Linked DNA regions of Homo sapiens: region 1 is linked to region 2. Evidence: read pairs that join two places in POLR2A ChIA-PET (ENCODE). Cell type or tissue: PC-3. All regions are shown on one strand. Each heading gives the region's core, and the rest is flanking DNA. Links, peaks and the distances in the headings are about the cores only.

Region 1 (12,390 bases), core at 1,448-9,447, 480 kb after region 2:
TAGCTGCCCCTTGGAAAAGGAAAAGCATTTAAGACAGGCTTTTCCTCTTTGGCTTTGCCATGACTTCCACAAGATGAGGATTAAGTTTTCTAACCTGTACCTACGCTCTAGTGTCCTAAAATTCACACTAATGCCCAATTGTCCATGTCTTGCTCAGATAGCATCACTGTCTGAGATAAGCATTTAGAATTTCATCATGCTATACTGAAAAATCTAAGGCAAATGTAAGTAAACACTATATGATCCTTACTTGAACCTAGCAAGTGAAGGCAATTGTGGATCAGAAACTTCTTGGTTCTGTTGACTCACCCCATGTTGATCACGTAATCTCTTTATAACACTGTCAATCCTGCTATAAAATGGGTATGATTCTAAGAATATGTCTGATAATAAACTACTTCTTTAGAAAGCATTCAATATATGCAAAATGTAACATGTTAATGATTATATTATTATTGCTACATGCTGACTCTACAGATTAAAACAGCATAACAATTTTTACTGCAATGGTTAAGAATATGGGTTCTTGAGCCAACTGAACCTGGATATGATTTCTAGCTCTGTCATTTACTGACTGTGTAACTTCATATAAGTTACCTTATCTCTCTGCCCTTTTCTATAAAATTGGGCAATACTAGTACCTACCACAGAAGACTGTGGTGAAGATTAAATAAAATAATCTATGTAATCATCTTAGAATAGTGCTTGGCACATAGTAAGTGCTCAAACAATATTAGCCCCTTACCCCCTTATTGAAAGTTCTGCTCATCAAACCAAGATGTTTAGACTATCTTCAAGGATTCTTGGGCTATATAAAATCTATAACTATAAAAATATACATCATCATATACCCATTTCAGGTATGACCTTTAAACTTGTAGGAAGCATTCACTTATTAACTGCTAATTACTCAGCAGGCCCTAATTTATATGGGGAAAATCCAAAACTATTTATTTTATTCTCTTCCCAAGCATAAATACCATAAAAGCATTAGTTGTTTATTTCACAATTAAATGATAAGGGGTCCTATTTGGAAATTTTTGTTTGAGGGGTCTAGAATTTCCACCTTAACATTAGTTAGAGCACTCTTTTTTAAAAATTATTATTTAATACAGAGTCCCAATAATAGAATAACTAAGTCTCACTGGAAAAAATCTTCATATGAATTGCTATATATGATATTAACAGATGCACACATAGGCAATAGCAGTACAAGTGAAAAGCAGAGTATATACATATACTCAACTTTAAACCTGACTTTTTCCCCCCTTGCCAGAGTTTGATAAATAAATTGATAAATACATAGAGTTTTCCTTTCTTCCTTTTGAGACATATTTTGGTCTATGAGGCCTCTTGAGATTGAGATGCTGGATGGCACAAATAAATGTTTGCTGAACTAAATTAAAATGTTCTCTGAGATTTAAAAAAAAAAGTAAACCTGTTAATCAACAACCTGTCATGTAAACTGCTTAGAAGTTTCAAGTTCAATATCATTTATAAATCACTAACATAATCTAGTATTTGATCTTGTGAGGTACAAATAGATAGCTTAATGGTTTAAACAGTTAATAGACCTCTAAAATTTATTATTTACATCCTCCATCTTTACTGGTATATCCTGGTCCAAGGATATAGTGTGTTCTTGTGAAACATTTTGTCATCCATACGAGACCATCTTTGATCTTAGACCACACTAGACCAATTTCCCTTAACCAAAGGGAATGGGGAAATGAGGAAATCTAGCACATGTAATTCTTATACAACCCAACGAAGTAGGTAATAGCAATTTTTTTAAAAACTAGAGAGGTTAAGAAACCTGCCCAAAGTCTAAATAAATGGCAGAGCTTGGATTCAAACTTAGATTTGACTCCAAAGCCCGTATTCTTCCATTCACCCCACTACCTCTCAAAACCAAAAATGAAAGCAAAACAAGAAAAATCCAAAAACCTACAAAGTGCCCCATCTTACGTTGTATTATCTAGAAATTGCTGGCTCTTCCCTGTTAATACTTTATAGTATTAAGAAGCTTAAATTGGTAAATCAAAGTACTGGTATGATCTTTAAATTTTTAAAAATGTTTATTTCTAGTTAAACACACAATAATTTTTAAAGGTTCAAACAATACAGATAAAGCTAAAGACTAATTCCAGTTCCCATAGATAACAACTATTATCAGTTTGGGGTACATATTTTCAAAAATACAGAAATATAGTTTGTGAGCTTGTTCTGTTTTCATGTTTTAAGTTGTTTTTAAGTGTCTGATATATCCTTTCTGCATCTTTTTTTTTTTTAATCAACAATGTCTGGAGATCTTTTATAAAACAATATGGAACCTACTTACCTTTTTGATAGTTCCCAATGGTAAATATTTCCCTACTGATAAACATTTAGGTTGTTTCCATGTTTTCACTATAATAAACTGGGCTGTGTTGAACATTCTTGTACGTGTTTCCTTGTATATATGTGCAAGAGTTTTTCTAAGGTAGATTCCTCAAGATGGAATTGGCATTTCATAGGATGCACAGGATATCTTCATGTTTACCAGAGATAGACAATTGCTTTTACAAATTAGTTATTCCAATTTACACACCACCAGCTGTATGAGTATCTATTTTCACTATCCTTGGCCTAATGCTTTTTAATTTTGCCGATTTAATAGTTAGAAAATAGCTTTTCTCTGTTGTTTTAATTTTACTTTTCTTGATTACAAATAAAGTTAAGCACATTTTCATGTTTATTTGTATTTCTTATCCTTTGCCAATTTTCTTCTCTGGTTGTCTTTTTTTCTTCTTCTTGACTTGTAGATAATTCTATACATGTCACAAATACATACATCTACTTCATGGTCTTCTTTTAACTTGTCTGTGGTATCTTTCATTTTACAGAAGTTTTAAGTGTTGATACAGTCAAAATAATGTATCTGTGGCTTTTTTTTGGTGTGCTTTGTGTCCTATTCAAAAAGGCCTTCTCTACTCCAAGTGTATAAGCCTATTATCCTATATTCCAGTCTGTACTGCATGATACTGCCACCTTTAAAGAGCCATGCAGTATGACATGTATCAAACAGAACTTTCTGAGAACAAATTTGCAAATTAAGGAATGACCTTTTATTTTATAATTGTTAATTATAAAACAGACAAAAGCAATACATTGCATCTATGCATCCAAACCACTAAAGTCCTGCTATACGGCTAGTCAAACTCAAATACTAAAAGACACGCCAGAGGCAAACAAAGCATTACACATATGCTAACATCACCTGTGACAACCAGAAAACAAGAGGTGTCTAAAGATCTTTATGTTAAGTAGAGGATGAAAAACTAAAGTCTATTTCCCTCAACCAAAAGGGGTATTGTACTGGTTAATAGCTGTGAAAAGCTGAGTGCCTTGACACTCAAAACAGTCTCTGGTCAACCATTAATCCTCCCCTCTTCCCTTCTCTTTCCTAAAACTGGTGGGTTTTTTTGTTTTTTTGTTTGTTTGTTTGTTTTATATATAGTTTTGGGATGTCAATTAAGGGTAAGTGCTTAAATCCTACTGCCTCAGTATTTCCAGCCTAAATCTCATAATAATACAGCATTTGTAGGTTGGAGTCCTGCAATTTCAAGTGCCAGAAACTACAGAATCTTTTTTATTTTAAGTCAGAGTCTCGCTGTTGTCACCCAGGCTGGAGTGTAGTGGCGTGATCGCGGCTCACTGCAACCTCCACCTCCAGGGTTCAAGCGATTCTCCTGCCTCAGCCTCCTGAGTAGGTGGGATTACAGGCGCCCGCCACCATGCTCAGCTAATTTTTGTACTTTTAGTAGAGACAGGGTTTCACCATGTTGGCCAGGCTGGTCTCAAACTCTTGACCTCAGGTGATCCGCCTGCCTTGGCCTCCCAAAGTGCTGCGATTACAGGCATAAGCCACCGCGTCCTTTTTTTTTTTAAGGAGATTTTCATAGTTCAAACTTAAAGCACTCAGCTAGCTGACCATAACAAAATGTACTTCCTGAACACCAGAGAAATCTAAAGTAGCACTTAAGTTTCCCACAGTTACAATCTAAGGGACATATGAAGAACCCAAGTAATATTTGTCATGGCAATAACTTTGCAAAAATAGTTACTAATAAAGCAGTATAGTTATCAAGTCAACGCCATAAACATTCACATAACTATTTTCCAGAAAGTATCATGGGTAAAAAAAAAATCCTGTAAATTGCTAAACATGTAGTAAATCATATGCCACTCATGTTTTCAAACAGGGAAGTAATAAAATTACAAGGTGAAAATTAATTGTGCTATAGCACGAGTTGTAGTCTTGCAGCCGGGCATGGTGATGCATGCCTATGGTCCCAGTTACTCAGGAGGCTGAGGCAGGATGATCCCTTGAGCCCAGGAGTTCAAGACCAACATAGTAGGACTCCTGTCTCTTTAAAAAAAAGAAAAAGTATAGCCTTTGGGGGCAAACCATGTATTTATCAATTATCATTAAATTTACAGATTAATATTAATTGGTAATATGCAATTTAACTATGAATATACAGAATAGTGATATTAATGCAATAAGATACTAATACAACAGCTTAATCATTTGCTTGGCATTTTACATTAAAAATATTACATAAAAATTAGTTGGCATTCACAACTGAACTAACAGTAACAGGATCTCATTTTTTCTAATGACAAAAAGATACAGAAAAGTTCTAATTTAAAGTAACTGAAAACTCACGGGCTTAGAATTCCCTGTCCTCTCTCTTGTGGTTGATGTGGCTCTGCACGAAGGTGGGGATTCTTTTTCAAATAAGAGTCTCACATGTGAAATCCCCACTAAGAACTATCTCCACATACTGTTTATGGGATATAGCTGTAATAGTGCTCAATAATCCCTTTGAGTTTCTATTTTTGTTATGAAAGTAAAGGATGCTATTGTAGATATTTATAGATACAAAAAGGCCTAGGCCAAAGTGCACAAAAACCGTATGGGGCAAATGGTTGGAACAACATAGACTAGACAGAGAGGCCCCAGTTTAGTCTACACAGAAAACTCATAACACTTAACATATCATCTAAATTAATGGTATAAAAACACCACCAAAGTACCCTATAAAAACATACTTTGGATCTGTTTTACTAGAACAACATAATTTTTGACTCATCACTTTTAGGAATGTTGCAATGTTCAGTCCTACCTTTTCTGCCAGGCCCAACTCAAATGCCACCTTCTTTGTGAACCTTTCCCTGATTCTGTCCCAGCCAGAAGTGATCTTCCCTTTTCCCAAACTCCCTAAACATCTATTTTAAATATTTCCAGTGGCACTTTCTACCTTGATACACAGTTATTTCTGTTATGCGTATGTTATCTTCTTTGTTGGATGTCCTGATCCTTAAAGATAGGCACCATGACTCATTTATCTTTTATTTCCTTTAACACTCAGGACCATTCAGTGTCTTTCACATGGTAGACATTCAAATATTTACTTAATGAACATACAAACTGTATCCACTATTTATAAACTGTGATGCTGTTCTTTATTCAACTCAACCACTTTAGGACTGTGCCTCCCAGGTGGGAAACGCTAAATATCAAAACACATTCTATTACAATGTTAGTGTTCTTACTGGAAGCCACTTTTGTCCTGTTCTCAACTACTCTTTCTGTTGCCTTTTTACTACTGTTCCTTCTCTCTATTCCAATGAGAAGGCACTTGTTCCTTCTATTGTTACTAAGAGCCTCATTATGTTCAAGGTAAAGCGAAAAAATGCATTCGATGCAATTACCAGTTCCTCACAAATTTGGGGGCTACTTGTCATTTCAACATCCAGGACTTGAATAAAAGAAAGTCCAAATTCTTTTTACTCCTAATAACTATTTTCTTTTTTTCTTTTTAGACAAAATGGAAGCACACAGCACAGGAAGCAGTCCTCAGTAAGCCACCGTTCATAAACAGCTTTGCTGAAAGCCTAACAAAGGTTCTGTTGTGCTCTTGCATGGCAGGGCCAGTAAGCAGCAGGAGCAGATGAACTCTTTAAGAAACAAAGGTTCTGTCTTCATGCAAATGTTTGCATTAATAAAAAATAAAGAAAAAGATATAGAAAATGCAGGCTAGCTGGACATAATAGGTCTCTAAATGGGAGGTTTTTCACATTTTTCAGGCGGAGTCAGCAGGTCTTTTAAAAACTTTGTCATTCTAAACATTTCACAGACATCACAAGAGAGACATGCAAATAACAGAAGCAAATCAAAAGACATCCCGCTGCTGTGCTGGCGCCTCCCTCATCCATTCCTGGTTTGTCATTTTCTGTTAACCCTAGTGCTGGCTGCTGTTTTGTTGAGGAATGGAGTCCCTAGCCCATGTAGCAGTACATGTCTAGCCAGCTGGCCCCAGCACTGATAACATTACAATGCAAGCCATGTACTACCACTCAGGGACACGTGCTGCCAGGCAACAAGTGCAATGTGTGATTTTTACACACTCCGCTTGCAAATCTGCATGGGAAAGAGCTTCTAAACTAACCACTTAATAAGATATGGTCTTCTTGAGTGTGAGCATCACTGAGTAGTTCAGAAGATGAACTTGCTGAGGACCAGTCCTTCAAAGTGAAATACGATTGACCCTTGAACAATACGGATTTCAATAGCTTGGGTCCACTTAAAAGTGAGGGTTTTTTCCAACCAAATGTAGGTCGAAACTTCAGTATTCTCAGGAAGCAAAACACACGTATAGGGAGGGTCAACTTCTCGTAGATTCGGGTTCCACAGGGCCAACTGCAGGACTTGAGTATGCACAGATTTTGGTATACTCAGAGAGCCCTGGAACTAACCCCCTGCATATACTCATGGATGACTGCATACAATAAGGGCCTTAAAGTAAATACAGAAACTTAAAAAACTCATGTGGGGAAAGGGTTACCAAATACCTATTCTGTGCCAAGCACTGTACTATGTACTCAACTTACATTGTCTCTAATTTTCACAACCACCATTTAAGGTACTTTTATCCTTATTTTATAGCAGAGGAAATTGAAGCTTAGGGAGGTTCTGTAACATGCCCAAGGTGCAGCTAATAATAGCAAGCCAAAACCCAAAACTGTACAGCAAATTCCCCACGATTCTATACATTTCTCTCATTGTGTGTGTGTGTGTACTGTGTGTGTGTGTGTGTGTGTGTGTGTGTGACTGAAACCTAGCTTACTCTGAAAATATCACAATGACTATATTCACCCACTGCAGGACCACTGAAGTGTCACTTTTTCTGTTTTTAATCATTTAAAGTCTTTATTATTCATTTTTAAGAGCAAGTGGCTTTGTTAGCTTACAATAAGAATCTGATTAAAGCTACAAATGCTTTCTCACAGAAAAACGAATATAATATGTTGCATATAATTTTAGAGCATTCAAGAACACCCTAATGCTCATCTATAGTTCCTCTGAGGGTTCATTGCCTACATGTTAGAAAACAATCACATCTCTCTTCCTAGGAGCACATAGTCCATTTTCTTTTTCTCCATCTTTTTCTCCACCACTCTCCTAAAACTCTGTAACAAACACAATGATGACCCATTAAGCCCCCTGACCTGAAAAGTCCTTGTCTTCCTCAATTTCCATTGAACACACTATTCCTCTTCACCAGGACTTAAAATCACTTAAGTCCTCCCACATCGTCCCACAGATTCTGTCCCACTGGCCTCTCTGGATTGTACTTAACTTGGAAGTAGTAGTTAGAAACTTCATTACTATTCTTACCACTGCTCCTGAATTATAAAAACTTAAGAAGTTGAAAGACTTTCAGATCATATTGTTTATCTCCATCATTTTACAGATAAAGAACTTGAAATATTTTCTTCATTTTTTCTCCTCTTGATTCAATGATTCAAAGTTCTTGGGCTTGCTCAAAGTAGCTCTAAAGTTTTCCATATTTCTGTCTATAACCATAAAGCCAACATTTCATTTGTACAAAGCAAGCAAAATCATGGCAACAACTGAATATTTTCATTTCCAAAGAGACGAGAAAAGCTAAAGTAAAAGGAGCTAAAGATACATATACATAAGAGGGTTCAAATTAAACCAATGTACCCCCTGTATTTCTAGCATTTTTCCTCTCATTTTTCTTTCCTTTTTTGCTTAATACATCTTTCAAAATTAAATGAAGTACTTTGTTTTCACATTATAAATATTTCTTTATGCAAATACTGCTGAGCTTAAAAAATGTCTCCAGAATTTTTAGTTTTCCCTGCACAAATCACTTTGTTATTGCACTATAGAAATATATTTTCTAACTTTTAAAATTTTTTTGAGAGAGGGTCATGCTCTGTCGCCCAGGCTGGAGTGCAGTGGTGTGATCATGGCTCACTGCAGCCTTGACCTCCCAGGTTCAAGCAATCCTCCTATCTCAGCCTCCTGAGCAGCTGGGATTACAAGTGTGCACCACCATGCCTGGCTAACTTTTAAATTTTTTTGTAGAGACAGGGTCTCACTATGGCTGGTGTCAAACTCCTGGGCTCAAGCAATCCTCCTGCCTCAGCCTCCCCAAAGTGCTGGGATTACAGGTGTGAGCCACTGCACCCAGACTTTTTTTTCTTTATTTTAATATTTATTTTATAAGGAAATATATTTTCTTTGGTTTCTTCCCTAATTTCTCGAATCTCCAGGTAAAAATTGGAGTATTGTGTGTGTGTGTGTGTGTGTGTGTGTGTGTGTGTGTGTGTGTGTGTTTTGAGATAGAGTCTCACTCTGTCACCCAGACTGGAATGCAGTGGCATGATCTCAGCTCACTGCAACCTCTACCTCCCAGGTTCAAGCGAGCCTCCCACCTCAGCCTCCCAAGTAGCTGGGACTACAGGTGCACACCACCACACCCAGCTAATTTTTGTTTTGTTTTGTTTTGTTTTTTGGTATAGATGGGGTTTCACCATGTTGGCCAGGCTGGTCTCAAACTCCTGATCTCAAGTGAACCACCCACCTCGGCCTCCCAAAGTGCTGGGATTACAGGTGTTAGTCACCATGCCTGGCCTGTTTCTTTTTCTTTCTTTTTTTTTTTTTTTTGAGACAGAGTCTCGCTCTTTTGCCCAGGCTGGAGTGCAATGGCAAGGTCTCTGCTCACTGCAACCTCTGCTCCCAGATTCAAGTGATTCTCCTGCCTCAGCCTCCCAAGTAGCTGGGATTACAGGCGCCTGGCACCACGCCTGGATAATTTTTGTATTTTTAGTAGAGACGGGGTTGCACCATCTTGGACAGGCTGGTCTCGAACTCTTGACCTCAAGCGATCTGCCCGCCTCGGCCTTCCAAAGTGCTGGGATTACAGGCGTGAGCCACTGCGCCAGGCCTGTTTCATTTTTGAGACAAGGTCTTGCTCTGTTGCCCACAGTGGAGTGCAGTGTGGTGCAATCATAGCTCATCGCAACCTCCACAGCTGGGCTCAAGGAATCCTCCTGCCTCAGCCCCCTGGAGTAGCTGGGACTACAGGTGTGCACCACCAAACCCAGTTTAATTTTTTGTTTTTGTTTTTTGGTAGAGACAGGGTCTTGCTATGTTGCCCAGGGTAGTCTCAAACTTCCAGCCTCAAGCAATCTTCCCACCTCAGTTTCCCAAAGCACTGGGATTACAGGTGTGAGCCACCATGACTGGCCAAAACTGCAAGTACGTTTCTAAGGAAGAAGAAGCCATTGAAGTTTGCAACTTGAAGTCTCTGCCACAGCATTATATAAAAATATGAATGTTTTTGGTTATAAATTACCCTCTTCAACACACACAGACACACAGACACACACAGACACACACACACACACACATACACCCTCCAGTATACATACCTGGGTTCATGGTCACTGGCATAAAGATTATATTTCTCAGCTTCTCTTGTAGCTAGTCTTTAGTCATGTGACTCAGTTATAAAATGTAAGCAAAATACTGTGTGGATTTTCTAGAAAGTACTTAAATGGGACTGATTCAGTTGAGATATCCTTTATTTATCCCAATGGATAAAAAGGAGTTCCTTCAGTCCTCATGGGTCATGAGGTAAAGAATGGATTCTATGGTGAGGATGTTGGCACAGAAAAATATATGCTTGAGTCCTGATGAAACCCTGGAGTATACTCTACCAGCTGTGGACTGCCTATTTTCAGACTTGTTTTCCATGAAAGAGAAATAATCTTCTATCTTGTTTAAACCACGGTATTTTAGGTTTCTCTGTTGTATGCAGACAAACCTAACATAAAGCATCCATATATTTTCCAGAAAGTATAAATGAAGAGATCAAACTAATATATCTGGCAAGCAACCAATCAACCAAGGAGAGGGCTCCTTGGCCTATTCACAGACCTAGGTTAGCGCATGCTAGGATAGGATAGAACATTTCTTGACACTATTTTAGAATCTTAAGAGACGTACTGACATCTTCAGTGCTTACTGTGTTTTAAACAGGGTAATGACTTTCATAACTTCAACAAAAACATTTGTATTGCTCTTGAAAGTTTACCGAATACTTTCACATACATTATCTCATTGAACCTTACAACAAACCTAGGAGTCAGATAAGGCTGGGATTATTATCTCCATATTACCAGTGAAGAAACTGCCCAAGGTCACACAGTTGTTAAGTGGTAGGGCAGAAAATTGAACCTTAATCTCTTGAGTATAAATATTTTCCACTGAATCACAGAATTAGGATAGAGAAATTCAGAAAGTTTAAAATGATCATGATTGGTACTAATTAATATAATTATCATGATTGCAAACTAGACCACAAATCAATGTCTTGGTATTTCACAAACATACATGAAGATTTTTTAAAATAATTTTTCCATTTACTAACTGAGGAAACATTCTGTTCAGGTTTAGAACTGATGACAGCTCCGTCTCCTTCTCAGATCCTGCATTTTGAACTAGAGAGGAAAAGGAACAAATGAGAGGCAGCACATAAAATATGAGGTAGCAAAGGGGAAGCACAACTTCTCTCTAAGGGCCATTTCTCTTTGGACAGCTTAGGTCAGATTCTACCCTGTATAAGAAACTTCTGCAATTGCTTCCAGAAATCTCTTCAGAAAGTGTACACTGTACCGCTCAAATAGCCCAGCTCAAAAAGGAAAGAACTGACCTTCAGACTTGCTCTTAAACAGAGAATTGATCCCAGCCCTGCACTGCCATCCCACAGACAGGCACCAATGCTCAACAACCCTAGCAAGGGGGTCTCATTATATAAGACCTGGTCTCTAATCCCTGTCCTATCTCTTTGGGGTATTATGCAAGGTATTTAACCTCCAACTTAACCTCCTCACTAGATCATGGAGGAGGATATTCTACTCTCCAGGACAATTTGGAAACCTGATTAAGTGTAAGTAAATATTTTGCTTCTATAATGTTTACTATAAATAGATAAGGAGAAAAAATTACTATACTCTCTTCTACTTCTCTAAATTCATACTTTGTCTTTCCAAAACAAAATGACCCAGTAAAAAGTCTTGTTAGAGGGACCAAGTTGAAGAAAAATGTTAAACTGAGCAGAAGAATTTGAATGGTACTATAGGGAAAAGATAAAAGAAACTTTACTTTTAATTTCATTTTTTTGACATTATAAAAGGATGAAGCTGATGGCAATCTTATTAGGTCACCTAGCTTTTTTCTTTTTGAGACAAGGTCTCGCTGTGTTGCTTGCTGAAGTGCAGTGGCACAATCACGGCTCACTGCAGCCTCAACCTCCCAGGCTCTCACTATTCTCCTATCTCAGCCTCCCAAGTAGCTAGGACCACAAGTGCCACACCACCACACCTGCCTAATTTTTAAAAAGTTTTTGCAGAGACAGGGTCTCACTGTGTTGCCCAGGGTGGTCTCAAACTCCTAGGCTCAAGCGATCCTCCTGCCTTGGCCTCCCAAAGGGTTGAGATTACTGGCGTGAGCCACTGCACCCAGCAATACTTAAAAAAAAAAAATTAGAAGATCAATGTATTACTGCATTTTAAAATATTGCTTAAATACAGAATTCTTTTTGGATTATTTTCAGTTTTCTGCTTAAAATAATGTGGCTATAAATATATTTGCACAAGCAAATTTCTTTTCTCTTTTGAGTTACTTCCTTAGGGTATATTCCCAGAAGTAAGGCTCTAGGATCAAAAGATATGCTCATTTTTATGGCTCCTGTTATGTATTGTCAGATTACTTTCCAGAAAGATTACACCAGATTATATTACATCCAAGAAACGGAAGAGACCAATTTCCTTGCAGATGTCCCAATATAAAGTTCTGTGTTTTAACTAACTCAAAAGTATCTTATTTCCAGTGGTTTATTTATTGGTAAATGTGAATATTTAGTTAACTTACCTTTCTCCTTTATATATAGTTTAAAATTTTTAATTGTAAAAGCACACATCAATGAAACAGAACAATACAGGAGGGTGTGAAGTAAAAACAGGATA
Region 2 (12,390 bases), core at 4,038-12,037:
AGGCAGGAGAATGGCGTGAGCCTGAGCTGGCAGTGAGCCGAGATCGCGCCACTGCACTCCAGCCTGGGCGACAGAGCAAGACTCCATCTCAAAATAAATAATAAATAAAATTGACCCAAAAAAGGAAATATGTCAAGTACTATTTCAGCCTTTTAAAAAAGTTTAGGCTTTTGCATATTTATTATAATAAAGCTGTATCTTTTTTTGAGACGCAGTTTATCTCTTGTTGTCCACTCTGGAGTGCAATGGTGCGATTTCAGCTCACTGCAACCTCTGCCTCTCAGGTTCAAGCGATTGTCCTGCCTCAGCCTCCCTAGTAGCTGGGACCACAGGCACGCACCACCATGCCCAGCTAATTTTTGTATTTTTAGTAGAGATGGGGTTTCACCATGTTGATCAGTCTGGTCTCGAACTCCCAACCTCAGGTGATTGACCTGCCTTGGCCTCCCAAAGTGCTGGGATTACAGGCATGAGCCACCGTGCCTGGCCAATAAAGCTGTATCTTAATTAAGTGTTTTGTTGGATTTTGTTTTGTTTTTGTTTTTGTTTTGAGACAGAGTCTTGCTCTGTCACCCAGTCTGGAATGCAGTGGCACAGTCTGCTCACTGCAGCCTCCACCTCCCAGGCTCAAGCAACTCCCTTGCCTCAGCTTCAGGCATGTGCCACCACATTCGACTAATTTTTTGTATTTTTAGTAGAGACAGGGTTTCACCATGTTAGCCAGGCTGGTCTCAAACTCCTGGCCTCAAGTTGATCACCCACCTTGGCCTCCCAAAGTGCTGGGATTACAGACATGAGCCACCTCGCCCGGCCAATGTTTTGTATTCTTTGAAAACCTCTTCATCCTTCTGTAGCTTGCTCAACACCTACTTTTTGCCACATTCCTGTTCATCTGGCTGGCAGAGGCACCTCCGCACTGACTTTCTCGGTCAGCACACAGCTTCCCTAATGCTCACATACTATGCTCACCTGAGCAGCTCGGTCCCTGATGAGGAAAAAGCCACCAGGCTGGAAATTAAACACCAGGTTGTGCCTGCACCTCAGGGAATGTCAGACTAATGTTTGATAATATTTCCCTTCAGGAGAGATCGGAGCTGGACTTGCCTTGCACCTTGTGCCTTCAAGCATTTTCCTTCCTTCTCAGGAGTCCTTTCCAACCCCCACCATCTGGTGTTTAATTGCTTTTGCATGCATTGACTTTCTCTGTACTGGTTGAAGGCTCCAGCTATAGGGAAGGCTTTTGTTTTTTAAAAATTCAAGGCAGGTCGGGCGCGGTGGCTCACTCCTGTAATCCCAACACTTAGGGAGGGCAAGGCAGGCAGATCAGTTGAGTTCAGGAGTTGAAGACCAGCAGTGCTAGCATGGTGAAACCCTGTCTCTACCAAAAATACAAAAATTAGCTGGGCATAGTGGCGGGCACCTGTAATCCCAGCCACTCGGGAGGCTGCGGCAGGAGAATCTCGAACCCGGCGGGCGGAGGTTGCAGTGAGCCAAGATCATTCCGCTGCATTTCAGTCTGGGCGACAGAGTGAGACTCCCATCTCAAAAATAAATTGAAGGCAGCCTTGGGATGGGAAATTGAACTCACACAACCAGGAAGGGCTTTCCCGCAGTCCCCGACACTTTCCAGGCCCAGGTCTTGGCCTGCTCTACCCAAGGTTTTTCCATTAGTGGGGATGGGTCTTACTAATCTGAGTCCTCTTGAGATTTGGGTTGTATTTAAACGGCTTTATTGCATGACGTGGTGGCTCATGCCTGTAATTCCAGCACCTTGAAAGACCAAGGTCGGTGGACCACTTGAGGCCAGGAGTTCAAGACCAGCCTGGCCAATATAGCGAAACCCCTTCTCTACTAAAAATAAACCAGGCATGGTGGCGCATGGCTGTAATCCCAGCTACTCAGGAGGCTGAGGCACAAGAATTGCTTGAACCCAGGAGGCGGAGGTTGCAGTGAGCAGAGATTGTGCCACTGTCCCAGCCCAGGGAACAAAGTGAGACCGAGACCCTGTCTCAAGAAAAAAATAATAAACAGGTTTATTGAGATATAATTCACACACAACACAACTCATCCACTTAAAGCATACCATTCACTGAGTTTCAGAGTTGTGCAACCATGAATGCAGCCTAATTTTAGAACATTTTCAGAACCCTGTACTCATTTAGCAGTCACTCCCCATCCTCTCCCTCACTCCCTTTCCCATTTCCTAGTAACCACAAATATACCTCTGTCTGTATCTTTACTGGTTCTGGACATTTCATTAAAATACAGTCATGGGATATGTGGCCTTTTGTGTCTGGCCTTCACTTAGTCAACATCCTGAGGTATTTTCTCCTTTCTTCCTCCTACTTGAAAGCTAGTGGCAGCACCCACTGCCTTGTGGCACCTGCTCCTGCCATCCCTCATCCTTCTGAGCTTGTCTGCTCCCAATCCAGCCTTGTTTCTGCAGCTCTCCCAGCTCCTCTTTCTGGTTGCCGATATTATCTGCCTCAGCCTGAATCTGGAAGGCTTCTAGACTCACAGTTGTCCAATACAGTTACCCACTAGGCACTGTAGCTTTTTTTGTTTAAATAACTAAATATGGGCCCAGCCAGTGGCTCACCTTACCTCTCCATGCCTGTAATCCCAGCGCTTTGGGAGGACGAGGCAGGCGGATCACTTGAGGTTGGGAGTTTGAGACCAGCCTGACCGACATGGAGAAACCCCGTCTCTACTAAAGATACAAAATTAGCCCCGCGTGGTGGTGCATGCCTGTAATCTCAGCCACTCGGGAGGCTGAGGCAGGAGAATTGCTTGAACCCGGGAAGTGAAGGTTGTGGTAAGCTGAGATCATGCCATTGCACTCCAGCCTGGGCAACAAGAGCGAAACTCCCTCTTAAAATAACAAAAATGTAGTACCTCGGTTTCACTAGCCACATTTCAAGTGACTGGTGGCTATCCTATTGGACAGTGCCGATACAAAACATTTCCATCATCACAGGCAGTGGCAGGACTGTTCTAGACAGTTTGCTGTTTTTGTTTGTTTGCTTGTTTGTTTTTGAGATGGAGTCTCACTGTTGCCCAGGCTGGAGTGCAGTGGCAGGATCTCGGCTCACTGCAGCCTCTGCCCTCTGGGTTCAAGCAGTTCTCCCGCCTCAGCCTCCCGAGTAGCTGGGACTACAGGCACCTGGCATCACACCTGACTAATTTTTCTATTTTTAGTAGAGACGGGGTTTTACCATGTTGGCCAGGCTGGTCTCGAACTCCTGACCTCAGGTGATCCGCCCACCTCAGCCTCCCAAAGTGCTGGGATTACAGGCGTGAGCTACCACGCCCGACCTATTCTGCTTTTAAGAAAACAAAGCCACCATTTATTAATCAGCCACAGCCACTGCATTCGTCCTCCCAGCAACTGGTAGCATAGGAAGATAGACTGAGGCACAGAGAAGCTGCAGTTCTTCTGTTCATGTGGCTAATAAGTAGGACAGTTGTGTTTTCATGCAGGCCAACCTGACCCCGTAGTCCTGTAGAACATATTCCTTTGAGGGGTCACTAAGGTGGACCCTGGGGTGCCCTGGTTTAAATTCCACCTCTGGGACAGAGCTTCATGAAGACAGGAGCCATACTTCATTTCTCACTGGAGGCCTCACCATTCCACACACACTGGCGGGTAAGTATTCAGTAGACATTTCTGTCACCATCCAACACAAATGACCGCCAAGTCCCTCAGAGCGACTTTACAGGAATTCTAATACAACTTCTGAGTCCGCTCACCAGGGGCCCTGCCACTTGAAGTTGGTGCCAGCACCTGTTTCAGTAGCAGGGCCCTGTGCTGTTAGAGGTTCCCCCTTGGCGGTCAGGGAAGGACCCAGGTGAGGGGAGCCTACCTGTGGCCATTCAGCCCTGAGAGTGCCACTAACCTGCCCTTCCCTAGAATGGGATGTGCCTGGAGCCCGAAACACCTGACAGCAATGACTTGTTTACAAAATCAGGTGAGGGTTTGAATTTTTTTTTTTTTTTTGAGATGGAGTGTCACTCTTGTTGCCCAGGCTGGAGTACAGCAGTATGGTATCAGCTCACTGCAACCTCCGCCTCCCAGGTTCAACCAATTCTCCTGCCTCAGCCTCCTGAGTAGCTGGGATTACAGGCGCGTGCCACCACGCCTGGCAAATTTTTGTATTTTTAGTAGAGATGGGGTTTCACCATGTTGGTCAGACTGGTCTCGAACTCCTGACCTCGTGAGCCACCACGCCTGGCCTTAATTTTTTTTTATTAAATGCAAAACATTTAGGTGGTTCTTCAAAAGGCTTAGAGTATGTTGGGGAAATCTTTGTTTTAAGGATTCCCTAATCCGGTAATACCAAGTCTACCATCAGCACCCCTGTGACCTTGGACAAATTACTTGATTCTCAGCCCCAGATTGTTCATCTGTTAAATGGAAACAAAAGCACCTGCCCCGTACAGTTGGGAAGATGAGAGATTGTCTCAAAAACTAGCCAAAGGGGCCGGGTGTGGTGGCTCATGCCTGTAATCCCAGCACATGGGGAGGCGAAGGCAGGGGGATTGCTTGAGCCCAGGAGTTCAAAACCAGCCTGGGCAACATAGCGAGACTCCATCTCTACAAAAAGAATAAATGCACAGCCGGGCGCGGTGGCTCACGCCTTTAATCCCAGCACTTTGGGGGGCCGAGGCGGGCGGATCACGAGGTCAGGAGATCAAGACCATCCTGGCTAACAAGGTGAAACCCCGTCTCTACTAAAAATACAAAAAAAAAAATTAGCCGGGAGTGGTGGCGGGTGCCTGTAGTCCCAGGTTCTCAGGAGGCTGAGGCAGGAGAATGGCGTGAACCTGGGAGGCGGAGCTTGCAGTGAACCGAGATGCCGTCACTGCACTCCAGCCTGGGCGACAGAGCAAGACTCCGTCTCAAAAAAGAATAAATGCACAAACAAATAGCCAAGCTACTGCCCCTGGCAAGCACTCATTAAAGTCGCTAGTAACAACAGTAAGTCATGGTTAAAAGTGAGCGAATGCCCCATCCCACAGCCCATTGATAACAGATGGGGTCATATGCTTCCAGGATTTTGCTTTTTTCTTTCTTTTTTTTTTTTTTTTTTTTTTGAGACGGAGTCTCGCAGTCTCGCTCTGTCACCCAGGCTGGAGTGCAGTGGCGCAAACTCGGCTCACTGCAAGCTCCACCTCTTGGGTGCATGCCATTCTCCTGCCTCAGCCTCCCGAGTAGCTGGGACTACAGGCACCCGCCACCACGCCCAGCTAATTTTTTGCATTTTTAGTGGAGACGGGGTTTCACCATGTTAGCCAGGATGGTCTGGATCTCCTGACCTCGTGATCCGCCAGCCTCGGCCTCCCAAAGTGCAGGGATTACAGGCGTGAGCCACCGCACCTGGCCGGATTTTTCCTTATAAACACAAAAAATAAGTAATTTTTGTTAATAAAAATGAGATCATGTTGAGATCATGCTGAGTATGGTAGCTCGGATTATGCCTATAATCCCAGCACTTTGGGAGGCTGAAGCAGGAGGATTACTTGAGCCCAGGAGTTTGAGACCAGCCTGGGCAACACAGACCTGTCTCTACAAAAAATTTAAAAAATTAGCCAGGTGTGATGGCACACACCTGTAGTCCAAGCCACTTGGGAGGCTGAAGCGGGAGGATTGCTTGAGCCCAAGAGGTTGAGGCTGCAGTGAGCCATGATCGCACCACTGTACTCCAGCCTGGGTAACAGAGCGAGACCCTGTTTCAAAAAAAAAAAAAAAAAATGGCTGGGTGCAGTGGCTCACGCCTGTAATCCCAGCACTTTGGGAGGCCAAGGCGGGCAGATCACGAGGTCAGGAGATCGAGACCATCCTGGCTAACACAGTGAAACCCCGTCTCTACTAAAAATACAAAACTAGCCAGGCATGATGGTGCATGCCTGTAATCCCAGCTACTCGGAGGCCGAGGCAGAAGAATCACTTGAACCCAGGAGGCGGAGGTTGCAATGAGCCGAGATCGCGCCATTGCACTCCAGCCTGGGCAACAAGAGCGAAACCATCTCAGAAAAAAAAGGCCAGGTGCGGTAGTTCATGCCTATAATCCCAGTACTTTAGGAGGCCAAGGCGGGTAGATCACGAGGTCAGGAGATCCAGACCATCCTGGCTAACACAGTGAAACCCTGTCTCTACTAAAAATACAAAATATTAGCCGGGTGTGTTGGCAGGCACCTGTAGTCCCAGCTACTCAGGAGCCTGAGGCGGGAGACTAGCTTGAACCCGGGAGGCGAAGCTTGCAGTGAGCTGAGATCGCGCCACTGCACTTCAGCCTGGGTGACAGAGTGAGACTCCGTCTCAAGAATAATAATAATAATAAAATAAAAATCACACCGTAATATACAGAATGTTTTGCAGCTTGTTTTTTTTTTTTTTTTTTTTTTAGAAGGAGTCTCACTCTTGTTAGCCAGGCTGGAGTGCAGTGGCACGATCTCGGCTCACCGCAACCTCTGCCTCCCGGGTTCAAGCGATTCTCCTGCCTCAGCCTCCTGAGTAGCTGGAATTAACAGGTGCCCGCCACCATGCCCAGCTAATTTTTTGTATTTATTAGAGACCAGGTTTCACCATGTTGGTCGGGTTGGTCTTGAACTCCTGACCTCAGGTGATCCACCTGCCTCGGCCTCCCAAAATGCTGGGATTACAGCCGTGAGCCACCACGCCCAGTCTGCAGCTTGCTTTTTTAAGTTACTATGCCCTGGGCTCCCTTCCATCTGGGTACACAGGTATCTACTGCTTCCTTATTTAGAGTCTACATAGCACTTCATGGTTATGAACACCCTTCTATCAGACACAGATTCTTTCTAGTTTTTCACTACCGTAAATAATAAGCCAATAGAGGGATGTTAGTTCAATGGCTTCTTTTCAAAGCAAGTTATCTTATCATCTCATTTGATTTTCACAGAAAACTTGCCAGAGAGGTGATATCTTTTTTTTTTTTTTTTGGAACAGAGTCTCGCTCTATCGCCAGGCTGGAGCGTAGTGGTGCAATCTCTACTCACTGCAACCTCCGCCTCCCGGGTTCAAGCGATTCTCCTCCTTCAGCCTCCCACGTAGCTGGGACTACAGGCACGCACCACCACGCCAGCTAATTTTTGTATTTTTAGTAGAGACAGGGTGTCACCATGTTGGGCAGGATGGTCTCAATCTCTTGACCTTGTGATCCGCCTGCCTCAGCCTCTTAAAGTGCTGGGATTACAGGCGTGAGCCACCACGCCCGGCCAATATCTTTTTAATTGGGGAAACTAACTTGGTAAGATGGGGAGACTTCCCAAGAATCCCGATAGTCGTGGTAGAGGGACCTTGGGACTGTCCCCTTCAGTTACATTTCGTCATGCATCTGGAGCAGGGGCTGCAACTGTGATGTACTCATGTGAAAGGAGGCCAGCATAAGACAAGTGGCATTTGGCTTCAGTGTCAAGGCGAGAACAGGGAGTCAGGGGTGCATGGTTCCAATGAATGAATTGGTAAGACATTCATGGTCTCTTGGGGCCAGACCCCGACCACTGGAGTGGTTGGTAGGCAGTCAAGGTCTGAGCATGCGTGAGTTTCCACTTTTTTTTTTTTTTTTTTTTTTTTTGAGACAGAGTTTTCCTCTTGTCACCCAGGCTGGAGTGCAATGGCACAATCTCGGCTCACTGCCACCTCCACCTCCCAGGTTCAAGCAATTCTCGTGCCTCTGCCTCCTGAGTAGCTGGGACTACAGGTGCATGCCACCATGCCTGGCTAATTTTTTGTATTTTCCATGGAGACAAAGTTTCATCATATTGGCCAGGCTGGTCTCGAACTCTTGAGCTCAGGTGATCTGCCCGCCTCAGCTTCCCAAAGTGCTGGGACTACAGGAGTGAGCCCCTGCACCAGGCCAAGCTTCCACTCTTCAAGAGAAGCAAGGAAATGTACATTTTTATGTAAAATCTCCTAGATAACACATGTTGCCAACCAACTCAGAAATATTTAGTCCTCACATGCCAGATTGTGACTCTTGCTTCAGGCCCAAACTTAATTTTCTACTTTTGATTATAAAACAGGGATCTAAAATGTGAGGTGTGCAGCTGGTACCTGGCCCAGCAGGCACTCTGGTGATAGCCCTGAATCCCCCGACTGTATCACCACCTTGTGAGGTTAAGTGGCACTGAAAAGACCATTTCATTTTGTGGCTGTTCCCTAACACCTTCCAGGGCTTTTCATCTACTGGGCACTGGTAAGCAAGTCTTAACTCTTTACCCTCTCCTTAATACATGCCTTCTGCCCACCCAGGCTACAGCTTTGGATAAGTTCCCAGTGACTTTGCTGTGCTTCAGGTAAAGATCGCAATGAATTCCGGAAAACTATTGTTCTGTTCTCCACTTTCTCCATCTCCCTTGTCCTCGCCTCCTTTCTAGTACAGTATAATGGTTAAGAATGGGAGTCCTGGCCAGGTGTGTTGGCTCACACCTGTAATCCCAGCACTTTGGGAAGCCGAGGCAGGCATATCACCTGAGGTCAGGAGTTCGAGACCAGCCTGGACAACATGATGAAAGCCCGTCTCTACTAAAAATACAAAAAAAAAAAAAAGCCAAGAGTGGTGGCACGTACCTATAATTCCAGCTACTCAGGAGGCTGAGGCATGAGAATCGCTTGAACCCGGGAGGTGGAGGTTGCAGTGAGCCAGGATTGCGCCACTGCACTCCAGCCTCGGCAACAGAGCTAGATTCCATCTCAAAAAAAAAAAAAAAAAGAACGAGACTCTACAACCACACTGCTTCTGGTCCCAGCTGTCTAGGACCAGCAGATGGCAGTGTAGTCTTGGGCAGGTCACCTTACCTCTCCATGCCTGTTTCCTCATTTGTAAACTGGAAGAAATGCTTAACTCAGAAAATGTTAGAATGTTAAATAGGATTCTCTGTTGGTCTCCTCTTACCTTGCCAGGGGCCGTGCCGTTAGTTACTAGTAGTACAAAGACAAGTAAACCACAGTCGTTGCCATAGAGGAGCATGCCCTTAACCTAACTACAGTCGCTGATTTCTGGAAAACGTGCTCAGAAATGAAATTTTTGAGGCCGGGCATGGTGGCTCACGGGAGGCTGAGGCGGGCAGATCACTTAAGGCCAAAAGTTCGAGACCAGCCTGGCCAACATGGTGGAACCCCGTCTCTACTAAAACTGCAAAACTTAGCCAGGTGTAGTGGTGCTCGCCTGTAATTCCAGCTTCTTGGGAGGCTGAGGCAGGAGAATTGCTTGAACCCAGGAGGCAGAGGTTGCAGTGAGCCGAGATCCCACTGTGTCCGCAGTTGGTTCCTTCTAGTGGGTTCGTGGTCCCGCTGACTTCAAGAATGAAGCCGTAAACCTCTGTGGTGAGTGTTACAGCTATTAAAGGTGGTGCAGACCCAAAGAGTGAGCAACAGCAAGATTTATTGTGGAGAGCAAAAGAACAAAGCTCCCACAGCGTGGAACGGAACCTAAGCGGGTTTCTGCTGCTGGCTTGTTGGGGTGGGGATGGGCTGGTCGGGGAGGCAGCTTTTATTCCTTTATTTGTCTCCACCCATGTCCTGCTGATTGGCCCATTTTACAGAGCACTGATTGGTCCATTTTACAGGGTGCTGATTGGTCCATTTTACAAATCTCCAGCTAGCTACGGAGCACCGATTGGTGTGTTTTTACAGAGCACTGATTGGTGCATTTTACAAACCTCTAGTTAGCTACAGAAAAGTTCTCCTAGTCACCACTCCACCCAGGAAGTCCAGCTGGCTTCACCTCTCACCACCACGGGCACTCCAGCCTGGGCGACAAGAGTGAAAAACTCCATCTCAAAAAAAAAAATAATAATAAAGAAGAAATGAAATGTTTCAAGGAAACATAAGGTACTCTGCTACCTAGAATAAGCGAGTATGGGCATATTCCCATCACTGAAGTCAGATGAGCAAAGACCTGTCTCAGGGAAAGGACAGCTTGATCCCATCAAGTTTTCAAGTTTTGAGGTCATTTGAGTTCCCCAGGAAAGAGGAAGGCTGTGGTCCCCAACTCTGTTGGGGTGTAGATGCAGGCCGCCCTTCCTCCATTCCTTCCTGCCAGAGACTCAATGTGAATAGTGTCTGGGCCTTGGAGTGGGGAGAATCTGCTGGCCCTTCACACCTTCGCTGTGGGCCCAGCTTCCCTCCCATCTGCAGCTCAGCATCAACCCAGGCCTCCCTGAGATGAGAGAAGACCCCAGCCAGCTCTCCCTCCCTTTCCCAGGCTTAGGAGCACTCCTTTGGGGAGTCCAGGTGGCCTTGCCCAGCCACCTGTCCCAGAGCCTGCTCCCACTCTGCCTCTGTTGAGCCTGGGGCATTTGCCTTCTGACCCCCAGAGCGTCCCCTCTGACCCGTTGGGCTCTCAGGAAGCAGGCCGTGTAGTTGCTCTGAATTTCCCGGTGAAGCCGTCTTTCCTCCGCTTCTTCCCCATTCACCGATATTTGACATTTATTGAGGGGCCACAGTGTGCCGGGCCTTGCTCTGGGAATACAGTCAGTAATGAAGGAGACAAAGTCCTGCCCTGGGTTAGGGCCCAGCCATATGACCTCATTTGAGTGAAGAATAAAGACATTCAGCAAACAACCTCACTAATATAAAATTATAGAGAGGCTGGGCGTGGTGGCTCACGCCTGTAATCCCAGCACTTTGGGATGCCCAGGCCAGCGGATCACTTGAGCACAGGAGTTCAAAACCAGCCTGGCCAACATGGTGAAACCCCGTCTCTACTAAAAATATAAAAATTAGCTGGGCATGGTGGCATTGCCTGTAATGCCAGCTACTTGCGAGGGTTGAGGTGGGAGGGTGGCTTGAGCCCAGGAGGTCGAGGCCTCAGTGAGCCTAGATTGTACCACTGCACTCCAGCCTGGGCGACAAAGTGAGACCCTGTCTCAAAATAAAATTATAGAGATAAGTCCTGTATCAGAATGCAGTGTAATTCAATGAGAGGATAATATGCTGATTCATCCTAATTATGACTTACGAGGCAGAGTGTGGGTGTGGTGAACAGAGAAGGAATTAGGAGGTGCAAAGGCCCTGGGGCAGACAGGTAGGCAGGTACCAGAATGTAACAGTTGCCATATTACTCACACTTCTGCTCCAAGCATATACCTAAGAGAAATGAAAACATGTCCCCATAAAACCTAGTACATGAATTTTTTATTTTTTTGAAACAGGGTCTCGCTCTGTCACCCAGGCTGGAGTGTAGTGACATGATTGCGGCTCACTGCAGTCCAAGCTTGTAGGCTCAAGCGATTCTCCTGCCTCAGCCTCGCGAGTAGCTGGGACCACAGCTGTGCACCACCACACCCAGCTAATTTTTTTTTTTTTTTGTATTTTTTGTAGATATGGGGTCTCGCTATGTTTCCCAAGCTGGTCTCCAACTCCTGGGCTCAAGTGATCTGCCTGCTTCAGCCTCCTAGTGTGCTGGGATTACAGGCGTGAGCCACCGTGCCCAGCCCAATTTGTACATGAATTTTTATAGCATCATTATTCATAGTAGCCAAAAATGAAACAACCCAAATGCCTATTAACTGCTGAATCAACAAAATGTATATCCAGACAATGAGTATTAACCAACCACAATAAGTAATGAAGTTCTGATACGGTTGAAAACATAGTTGAATCTTGAAAACATTATGCCAAGTTAAAGAAGCCAGTCACAGATGACCACATATTGTATGATTCCATTCCTGTGAAGGGTCCACAATAGACAGGTCCATAGACACCAGGTGGCTTAAATAACAGAAATTTATTTTCTCACAGTTCTGGACGCTAGAAGTCCAAGATCAAGGAATTGGCAGAGTTGGTTTCATTCTAAGGCCTTGCTCCTGGGCTTGTAGATAGCCATCTTCTCCCTGTGTCTTCACGTGCTCTTCTTCTGTGTGACTGTGTCCTTTTTAAACATTTATTGTGGGCCAGGTGCGGGGGCTCACGCCTGTAATCCCAACACTTTGGGAGGCAGAGGTGGGCAGATCATGAAGTCAGGAGTTCCAGACCAGCCTGACCAACATGGTGAAACCCCGTCTCTACTAAAAATACAAAAATTAGCCAGGTGTGGTGGTGCGCAGCTGTAATCCCAGCTACTCAGGAGGCTGAGGCAGGAGAATCACTTGAACCTGGGAGGTGAAGGTTGCAGTGAGCCAAGATGGCACCACCACACTCCAGCCTGGGTGACAGAGGGAAAGTGTCTCAAAAAAAAAAAAAAGTATTGTGGTCAGGCATGGTGGCTCACGCCTATAACCCCAATACTTCGGGAGGCTCTGAGGCAGGTGGATCAACTGAGGTCAGAAGTTCAAGACCAGCCTGACCAACATGGTGAAACCCCGTCTCTACTAAATACAAAAACTTAGCCAGGCGTGGTGGCATACACCTGTCATCCCAGCTAC

The links. Peaks named below come from ENCODE experiments on the same cell type or tissue, not always from the same donor. Only the 100,000 strongest peaks of a DNase experiment are listed, where the experiment ranks them.
Region 1: POLR2A ChIA-PET joins it to region 2 with 11 read pairs; 2 of 35 experiments call an interaction of 5 or more read pairs at or near these places.

The regions. Positions count from the first base shown.
Region 1 is chr11:46,971,162-46,983,551 of GRCh38, reverse strand. The region is part of intron 1 of CSTPP1 (centriolar satellite-associated tubulin polyglutamylase complex regulator 1); the gene reads right to left. Among named protein-coding and RNA genes, the nearest start is that of CSTPP1, 41 kb to the right of the region's middle. In PC-3, for the core only: no CTCF peak of the experiment used is centred there; a DNase peak (open chromatin) is centred at 5,441; H3K27ac peaks cover 1,053 bases.
Region 2 is chr11:47,450,791-47,463,180 of GRCh38, reverse strand. No RefSeq gene overlaps it. Among named protein-coding and RNA genes, the nearest start is that of RAPSN, 7.8 kb to the right of the region's middle. RefSeq lists an enhancer at 7,269-7,768. In PC-3, for the core only: a CTCF peak has its summit at 8,809 (motif pointing right); a DNase peak (open chromatin) is centred at 8,790.